2 separate regions of the Homo sapiens genome follow, and region 1 is linked to region 2. The links are chromatin loops, found by intact Hi-C in ENCODE. Cell type or tissue: natural killer cell. All regions are shown on one strand. Region 1 overlaps FHIT (fragile histidine triad diadenosine triphosphatase). Region 2 overlaps FHIT (fragile histidine triad diadenosine triphosphatase).

What was found. Hi-C counts contacts between places; a loop is a spot of excess contacts. Peaks named below come from ENCODE experiments on the same cell type or tissue, not always from the same donor. Only the 100,000 strongest peaks of a DNase experiment are listed, where the experiment ranks them.
Region 1: it touches region 2 in a loop (2.7-fold over the local background); 1 of 110 quality-filtered maps calls a loop at or near these places.

The regions. Positions count from the first base shown.
Region 1 is chr3:59,954,732-59,959,731 of GRCh38, forward strand. All of the region lies in intron 7 of FHIT (fragile histidine triad diadenosine triphosphatase), which reads right to left. Among named protein-coding and RNA genes, the nearest start is that of MIR548BB, 660 kb to the right of the region's middle. In natural killer cell, no CTCF peak of the experiment used is centred here; no DNase peak of the experiment used is centred here; H3K27ac peaks cover 301 bases.
Region 2 is chr3:60,015,782-60,020,781 of GRCh38, forward strand. The region is part of intron 5 of FHIT (fragile histidine triad diadenosine triphosphatase); the gene reads right to left. Among named protein-coding and RNA genes, the nearest start is that of MIR548BB, 600 kb to the right of the region's middle. In natural killer cell, no CTCF peak of the experiment used is centred here; a DNase peak (open chromatin) is centred at 2,050; H3K27ac peaks cover 1,546 bases.

The sequences.
Region 1 (5,000 bases), 61 kb before region 2:
AGGGCTTCCTTTTAGAAATTTCTTATACTGAAGGTTTCAGAATGCTAGGAGGGACCAGGGAGATGGTTTATTCCAACTGGTTTCTTTTGAAAACGAAGAAACCAAAAACCCAAGCTTACATGCTAGGGCCAGAAATGAGATGAGAACTCAGAACTGTTCCAGAAGGTAATCACTTTGAATTTAAATGCCTACTCTTCTGATCTCAATTTAAGGAACTAAAACAAAATCAGCAGTACTGTTTGCTAGTTTTCTGTGAATCATTCAGACCCTGGAGAAGCCAGCTTCACTTTTGAAAGCTGAGCTGATCCACTTACAACTGTGTGGCTAGGTTCCCATTACTGAGTCTCAGTCTTCACAACTGTAATATAGGAAAAACAACAGTAGCTATCGTACAGCGTAGTTGTAAAGATTCAGTGAGATCATGTACAAAAACAGCTCTTAACAAGGTCATCAGTGACCTTCACTTTGCCAAACTCAATGGACATTTTTTGTCCCCATCTCACTAGACCTCTGGGCAGTGGCATCTGGCACAAAGGGGCTGCTCCTTCCCCAAAACACCCCGGCACCGGCTCCTGGGATAGCCTTCTTTCCTGCTATTCTTTCTTTCTGGATGTTCCTCGGTCTCCATTGCCAAGTCCTCTTCTATCCAATTTCTAAATGTTGGCAAACTGCAAGAGCTCAATTCTATATCCTCTTATCTTCCCCAGCGACACACTTTTCTCATTGAACCCATTCAGCCCCTCCGCTTTACACACCATCCAAATGTTGCTGGCACACACTTTTATATCCCTAGCTCCCACTTCTCCGCTGGTTGTCAGACTCAAATATCAAACTACCTGCTTGAGATCTCCATGTGGAAGTCATAGAAGAGTCTCAACCCAATATGTCAAAAACTGAACTCTCCATTGCCCCATTCCCAAACTTAGTTTTTCCTCACCTGCTTAAATGGTATTGATACTCAACCATGACTTAAGCCAGAAATCTAAGAGTCATTCACAGCACCTCCTCTCCCCCTCTCCCAACATCTGCCATCAGGTCCTAAATTTCATTTGTGATATATATGTTAACCGTATACGTTTTTCTTTATTTCTACCACCAGCACTGTCTCTCATCTGAATGACGGCAATCACCTCCTAACTCCACTCCTGTATCTCCACAGTCAGTTCTCTGCCCAGCAACCGCCATGGTGTGTAACAAATGAAACTGATCCCAGTACTCTGTGTTCCATCCATCAGTGGCTTCCTCTTGTTCATAGAATAAAGGATGAAACCTGAAATACTTCTTCAAACTTCTCCAGGATCTACTCACAAAAATCCTCTGGCACAGCTCTCTTCTTCTATCATTTGGCTGCATTTCTACTTGCCTATTTTTCATACTCGGAACAATCATGCTTTTTGTAGAGCCAGGGCCCTCACATGTGTTGCTCAGGTCTTTAGTCAGCAAACTCTTCTTCCTTAATCTAGTGGTTAAAAGCCCCAGCTCTGGAGTCAAACTGACAGGGGCTGGGTGACTAAAGACAGTCTTCTGGCCAGGCATGGTGGCTCACATCTGTAATCCCAGCACACAGCCTCCCAGGAGGATCACCTGAGCCCAGGAGTTTGAGACCAGTCTGGGCAACGAAGCAAGACCTATTTGCCAAAAAAGAAAAAGAAAAAAGGCCGGGCATGGTGGCTCACGCCTATAATCTCAGCACTTTGGGAGGCCGAGGCGGGCAGATCTTGAGGTCAAGAGATCGAGACCATCCTGGCCAACATGGTGAAACCTCATCTCTACTAAAAATACAAACATTAGCTGGGCTTGGTGGTGTGCATCTATAGTCCCAGCTACTTGGGAGGCTGAACCAGGAGAATTGCTTGAACCCGGGAGGGAGAGGTTACCGTGAGCCAAGATCGCGCCACTGCACTCCAGCCTGGTGACAGAACAAGACTGTCTCCAAAAATAAAAAAAAGACAATCTCCTTAGTAAAACTATGTACCTTACTTTAATCATCTGTAAAATGGGGATAAGAACAGTAGCCACCTCACATAGTGGTGAATATTCAATAAAACAAAATGTGTGAAGCACTGAAACTACTACCTGGCAGAAGAAAAACACTCAGTAAACATTATTGTCAAAAATCCCTATCATCCTTTAGTTCTCATCTTAAATGTTTCTGCTTAAAGCACTCTCCATTACTCTAACCCTCAGTTTTAATCCATTTTATTTCCTAGTACTAATCTAAATTGGTCATCAAATATTGATTTTGAGACTTATTGTCCATTTCTGCCTCTCAAATTACACTCTACAGAACAGGGACTTTGTCTGTGTTTCCTTCAGTCCTGGAAACCTGGCAGAGGAGCTGAGGAACTGAGCTTTACAGGCTGAGTTCTGTGACCCTGTGATTATTATGTTGAAGCCCTCATCCCCAGTACCTCTCAATGTGACTTTAATTGGAGGCAGGGGCTTTAAAGAGGAAAGTAAGTTAAAGTGAGACCATCAAGTTAAAATTATGCCCTAATTCAGTCTGTCTGGTGTATGTATAAGAAGAGAGGGAATTTGGATACACAAAGAGAAACCAGGGGTGTGCATTCGAGAGAAAAGATTGTGTGAAGATAGAGCAAGAAGGTGGCTAGCTGGATGCTCACAAGAGGGGCCTCAGGGGAAATCAACTCTGCTGACACCTTGGTCTTTGGCTTCCAGCCTCCAGAACGGTGAGAAAATAAATGTCTTTTGTTTACACCACCTAATCTGTAGCATTTTTGTTATATCTACCATAAAAACTAATGCAGTCAGTAAAGACTGATGAGTGAATGGATGAATGTGTCAACCCAGTGCTCAGCACAAGGTAAGTATGCACAAAGGTTGACTCCTATTCCTGAAATAATGATGATGAATGTAATAACATCTCAGGAGCAAATCTAACCAATGCACATTGACCAAGTCACTGAGAAAAATATGTCTCAGTGGCACTTACAGTGCTTTTCACCTGTAATACTGAAGTGAAATGTGATTAGCTATGAAGATCTGAGACCTTCCTTTAGGAGCCAGCACATACTACTCTATGACTTCTGTTTACTTAATTTGTACATGTTGGAACTTGACTGTTTTATGGTAGACTCTTGGCTATACAACATGGAACACTAGACATTTCCATACTCAGTAAACAAATATTTCTCAGACATGACAGCAAAACTAGAAATGAGAATATTAGATTAATACTTCCAAAATAACAGCCTCATCGTTTTAATCAACATGTCCTTGAACACGTTTGAATGTGTGTGTAACTGTGTGGGAATGTGAGCTACATGTGTATTTTTCCACTGAAGGTGACCATACCATATGCAAGAGCAGGATCTCAAATTAGATATTCAGCATAGGTAGCCATATTATCCACATCTACCAACTGTCTTCAAATTAAAGCCCTTCTCTAGCTGGAACATGTATCTGTCACTGGAAAGTAGGCAGTGTTGAAAATCATGACAAAATTGGCACATATCTTGATAGTTGCATCATCTTTTCTGTGGCAGTCCCCAGTAATAGAGCTTCATCTAATTCAGCAAACTATTAGCTCATAATAAGAAACAGCATGTGTATTGATTCTTTTAATAGATCTTGGAATTAATACACATGATTCCTATAAAAGGACTGTATAAAAAAAATCACCAAGTTGATTATTGCACAATGAGGTCTCACTCAAATGGCATAGGCTACGGCAGAAAGGTAGGCAATTCCTCTTTTGAAAAAAACTCTCCATCTTACAGACTGATTCTCTCCTGAGGAAGAAAAAATATAATGAAGTGCTATAATTAGGTATCTCACATGTAAGGGAAGATAACAAAATCAGGAACAGCAAATAGGTTTTTACTGAGTGTCAACTCCATTCAATTAGCTGCAGCTACCTAGAGGGTTGTATTAAGAAGCCCAAGGTCGACAGTAAACAATGCCTTGGTGAAATAATGATGTTGGCTAGGGTTGCAAAATGATGAGTAGATGGCCGCTATGTAATTTCTACTCTGAAACAGATGTCACTAAAGTCTCTTCCGGGGCCAACCTTCTATGACTCTCTCCTTTTTTCTCCTCTTCCCTCACTCTTGCTCTTGGAGTTGGGATGAATAAGTTAGCATCTCCTGAGAATCCCAACTTTCTCCTCTTATATAAAGTGGTCAGGCTCAGTTTTCAGTATCAGGATTCAAAGCAGCAACCTCTGTCATTACAATCATGTGTCGCTTTGGTATAGGCATTGAAAAGCTGTACCAGGGTGCTGACTGTCACTTAAGTAATTAGACTAAACTATAATAAACAAGAAGAGATCACTGCTGGAGACCCACATTTGTTAATGACCTCCAGGGTCCTCTCCCCTGGCAAGAGATAGACAGATGAGGTACCAGGAGTGCAGGCCTCCTTGCACGTATAATGACAACAGCCAGACAACAATGCAACAAAAATGGTCCCATGTCCTGTTCTGTGTGTATAGGGAGAGTGATGACAATCATCATTACCACCAGAACTACCAAATTTCCTCTCCAGTTCTTTGATGCTTCTCAATCATTGTCGGAGCTACCCTTTAAAGATGTCTCACCATGAACAGTTACTATGACAAGATACTAAGAAGAGAGTGTTTCATTTAACCCCTTCCATCACTACCCCTATGAGACATGATTGCCTTTACTTGACAGGAAAATGAGGTTCAGGGAGGTTAAATGTATGTAGAAGATTTTAGCAAGAATATTCTGACTTGAAATCTATGTTCTTAATGATTTAGGATACCAGCTCACAACTCAAAGCATGAAGCATGTGGCAATACTATAGGAGGTAAGAGATCTCATGACAGGAAACTCGGGTTATTCATTCATTCATCCATCTAGTCATTCATCCATGCATATATCCATCTCTCCACTCAGTCACTGTGTCAACAGATATTTACCATGTAACTATCTCTGTACTTGGTACTGGGGCAGAGGTGAGCAAAACAGATAAAGCCCCTGGCCTCACAGTGTTCACAGTCTAATGAAAGCACAAAC
Region 2 (5,000 bases):
TGGTGGAATAAATCAGACAACCTATGTATCTAATGTAAATTTAGTAATATCAATGACATCCAAAAATGTTTTTTTTCAACACCATAAAAAAACTTATTGTTTGTCAATTTTGCTTGTTTGCATGTTGCTCCTAGAAAAACAACTCAGGGAAAGCAAATTAATTAGAAGAACAGCAGATAGCTTTTGTAATTCTAATGCCACTTTTTATATGCCAATTGTTTTAAAATAATATCACAGATGCAATATAATTTAATTTGGAGCCTCTTAGGCCTTGTTAATGGGTAAATTCCATATTATACATAGGCTATGAAGACACATTTACTTCTGGATCCTGTTTGCTTGGGATTATCTCCTCTGTCAAGATTTCTTAGCCAACATGTAGGATAACCTTTAAAGAATTAAAGTTACTATATTGAATTGAATAAATGTTTTATCCAGTACATATCATGTGTGAAAACTTGTGGAACTGGTTACCACTTCTCCCTATAATCTAGAGTATAGAGTTTTTTTAGCAATAATATTTTTTAAAGGAAGCGAAGGTCAATAGTTATAATTTAGGTTGTATAGCTGACAAGGAGATTTCTCACAGTAGATGAAAACCAAAGGCGACTTCTTAGAGCAGATGAGATTTAAACTGGACTTTAAAAATTGGGGAGTGATTTAACCAGTGGATTGGGCTGGCAACCTACTCACTCATCCATCCCAACACTGCAGTCTCCTCTCAGTCCAGGGTCTATGCTGGAACTTAGGATGCTAAGATGACCAGGACAGAGTAGCTGACCTTGAAGAGTTCACATTCTAATGTCCGCAACTGTCATGCAGTGTAAACAGATCATTACAACACAGAGAGATGAATGCTATTGGTAGAAATCAGTATAGAAAGCTGTGGGAGCACAGGGGAGGTCAGATCTAATTCTGCCTCAGGGTGTTAGATAAACTTTTCCATCTCATTTTACATTTCACCTTTTAAAGTAGAACAATTTCTCCACACCTAGACCAAAATCTGTCCTTAAAAATGGTCCAGAAACTTAAGGTTAGCTTCAAAGAAAGTTGTTAAGCGTTCCTCCTTTGGCCCAAATCACCATTTCACTTTTGTACGTACTCTTACTTACTCAATCTTTCCAACAAACCCATAAACTATTAATACTATTATAATTCCCATGTTGAAGATGAATTATAAGCAATAATTTCTTATAGAAAATTAGAAACTTGCCACACCAGCACACTCAAAATGAGATTAAAACTAGAATTCAACCCGTCTGTCCGATTCTAAAGTTCATGTTATTAATGACAGTGCTGTGATGTCATGCTTGTTAGAGCTTTCATGACTCCATTTTTGCCTAGCCTCTTATTAAAACTGTGCCCTGCATTCCCTAGTCACTCTGTTCATAGAAGGGAACCACTGTTTTCATTAAATAGAAGGCTATGATGCAAACATGCTGAACGCTTAAGAAACACCTAACCTTGGAAAAAGAAAGCAGACGAGACCTACAATCCCACAATGAAAGGAGGCCTCAGCACTGGGCAGTGAGTATGCCTTCATCCTAACAGAGAATCGTAAGATCAAAAAGGGGGGAGAGTACCAGCTTGCCTGAACTGGAGGAAGTAAAGAGGGATACAAAGCTGGCATTTTGCCCCTTCTCATCCTGACTTTGGGTTGCTTCAAGGTGACTTGGGCTCCATCATGGGCCAGACTCCTGAGAAAGTTTAGATACTGCAGCCTCTATCACTGGGTCAGGTTGTCAGACACACTGAATCCATTGCTTGTTGGACAGTCTAATTACTGAGAATTATGGACCTTCTCACAACACATGATTCATATCACAAGAGACTACCAGAAACTTGGCAATCCTTTCTTTTTGTTTTCCCTTTTCGTCTCCTCCTCTTCATGCTCACCACCAGCCCAGAACTGACTATCTCTCTTTTTGAACATGAACACTTTAGGTGTTTTTGCTGCATTAAAGTGGTGTGACCACATGCCAAGCCCTATGCTGAACTCTTGCTGACACACTGCCAACTCAGAATACACACAATGAAAGAAAGACATATTCGCATTAGTCAGGTGCCTAGAGCTGGTGTGGTTTGCTATTTGCAAATGTGACCACAAGAATCCCTCCCATCCTACACATGCTGTTTTGCTCTCTGGCTTTCCCCCACTTTCCATCAAGAGTTGCAGTCTATTTCCCCTCCCCTTGAGTGTCTATCTTACTTTGTGTTTGTGTTGTTATAAAAGAACACCTGAAGCTGGGTCGTTTACAAAGAAAAGAGGTTTATCTGGCTCACAGTTCTGAAGGCTGTCCAAGAAGCACGATGCTGGCTTCTGAATTTGGTGGAGGCCTCAAGATGCTTCCATTCATGGCAGAAGTGGAAGGGAAAACAGTTTGCAGAGATCATATGGTGAGAAAGGAGGCAAGAGAGACAGGAGGGAGGTGCCAGACCCTTTTCAACAACCAGCTCTTCTGGGAACTAATAGAGCAGTAGAGAGCTCACTGGTTACCACAAAGATGACATCAAGTGATTCATGAAGGATCTGCCCCCAAACACTTCCCATTAGACCCTACCGCCAACATCAGGGATCAAATTTCAACATGAGGTTTGGAGGGTCAAATATCCAATCTATAGCAGTGTTGCTGTGTGACTTTCCAAGGTTAGGCCTTAAGTGACCTTGAAACCTCTGATTATTGCTCTCTTGGAAGCCTGAGACCAACATGCTATAAAAAATCCCAGCTAGCCTGTTAAGTGGCAACATGAAGAAAGAACTAAGGCACCTCAGCTGATAGTCAGCAATAACTGTCAGAGATCATCTCAGACCTTCTAGAGTCAGGAGAGCCACTGACTTCCAGTTTCTATATCACTTATCTACTGCTGCATAATAAACTACCCCAAATCATAGAGCCTTAAAACAACATTGATCGGCCGGGCGCAGTGGCTCACGCCTGTAATCCCAGCACTTTGGGAGGCCAAAGCGCGCGAATCACCTGAGGTCAGCAGTTCAAGACCAGCCTGGCCAACGTGGTGAAACCCCATCTCTACTAAAAATACAAAAAAAACAGCTGGGCATGGTGGCGGGCATCTGTAATCCCAGCTACTCAGGAGGCAGAGACAGAAGAATCCCTTGAATCCGGGAGGTGGAGGTTGCAGTGAGCCAAGGTCACGCCATTGCACTCCAGCCTGGGCTACAAGAGCAAAACTCTGTCTCAAAACAACAACAACAACAACAAACCAACATTGATAGGTTTTACTACCATAAGTCTGTGGATGGTTTTTGCTGAGGGTCTCACCTGGACTCACTCATGCAACTGCTTTCAGATGGAAGGTAGGCTGGAGTCTGGGCTCAGCTGCATCCACTAGGCCCTTCACTCTACATGCTCTTCCATCCCAATAGATGCAGAATCTCTGAATTTGCTTAAGGCTTACATTGTCCCACATTCTATCGGTCAAAGAAAATCACAAGCCAACCCAGATTCAAGGTAGAGATATTCTGTCTTCTAAAAGGAGGAGTGGAAAGATGACAGTCAAAAGGGATATGGACACTAGGAAGTTCCAGGGATGTTTAAAAATTAACAGGGGCCCAAGGTATCTTGGCTGTCCTAGTGAGTAAATACAGGATGGCATTTTAGAGTTGAGATGCTCCTTTTTTTTTTTTTTTTTCCTGAGATGGAGTTTCGCTCTCGTTGCCCAGGCTGGAGAGCAATGGCACAATCTCAGCTCAGTGCAACCTCTGCTTCCTGGGTTCAAGTGATTCTCCTGCCTCAGCCTCCCAAGTAGCTGGGAATACAGGCATGCACCACCATGCCCAGCTAATTTTGTATTTTTAGTAGAGATGGGGTTTCTCCACGTTGGTCAGGCTGGTCGTAAACTCCCGACCTTAGGTGATCCACCTGCCTTCACCTCCCAAAGTGCTGGGGTTACAGGCATGAGCCGCCGTGCCCAGCCGAGATGGATCTTAAACATCAACTACTCCAATACCTTCACTGTCAGATTTTAAAAATAGGGAGAGAAAGGTTACTTAACTTGTTCAAAGTCACACAGTTAGGAGCACAGTTGGGATTGGAGCTCAACTGGTGAGCTTCCCCAACCAAAGCTCTTTCTGTTACACTGAGATGGCAAAACATTGCACATCTGCCACTATTTTCCAATGGTAAACTTATGGCAGAATAATCGACCACAGAATTCTCTCCTTTAACCAAAGTGTCCCCAAATACTTGCCAATATAACCTCTGAGCAGTCAACACCAGTGAGAATGGGCACGCGACATGAGATGCATGTGCCATTTCTGTGGCCTCCCACACTGCCTCATGAAACACAGAACCAACTGCAAAGGACTGGTGGAGTCAGAACAAAGGGGGATGCTGCAAAAGGGAGAATCTTCCCAACTACATAAAATTTCCATTATGTTGCCACATTTTTATTCAAAATAAATTTGATAAGTTCAAAATTTGCTCATCAAGGATAATAATTGATTAAAAATATTTTTAGGAGGATTTCCATGACAAATACGAAATATTTAAACATGGAGCACTGACAGATAAATGGAAATGTACTGATTCAGATGATTAATTAAAGATGACAGCAGAATATTATGATCGGAGTTGCTCAGACTCGCCCCCATTTAGTTTTCTATATCTGATCTATTCTAGGGATTCAGAATATAGAAGTCACCAAAATAAAGCAAATCATCAAAATATCACTGATTTTGATTAGGCTGATTAGCCTGTGTATATATTAATATGAAGTAAGGCAGTATCAGATAATACAACACAGAATTAATCATTCTTCTGAACTAATAAAAAAGAGTCTGTATTCATCTCGACTGCAGATCTGTGTGTAGTTTAGTGATAAGCAAGGAACATTCCAGCTTGCAATGCAGACCTCAGCAGACCCTGTATAATTCATTATTTGCTCTAACAAACACTCCTAGGCCTTGTAAATGTTTAAAATAATTCTTAATGTCACTTCACAAAACAATAGCAGGATGGACTGTCAGCTACTTTTCAAGA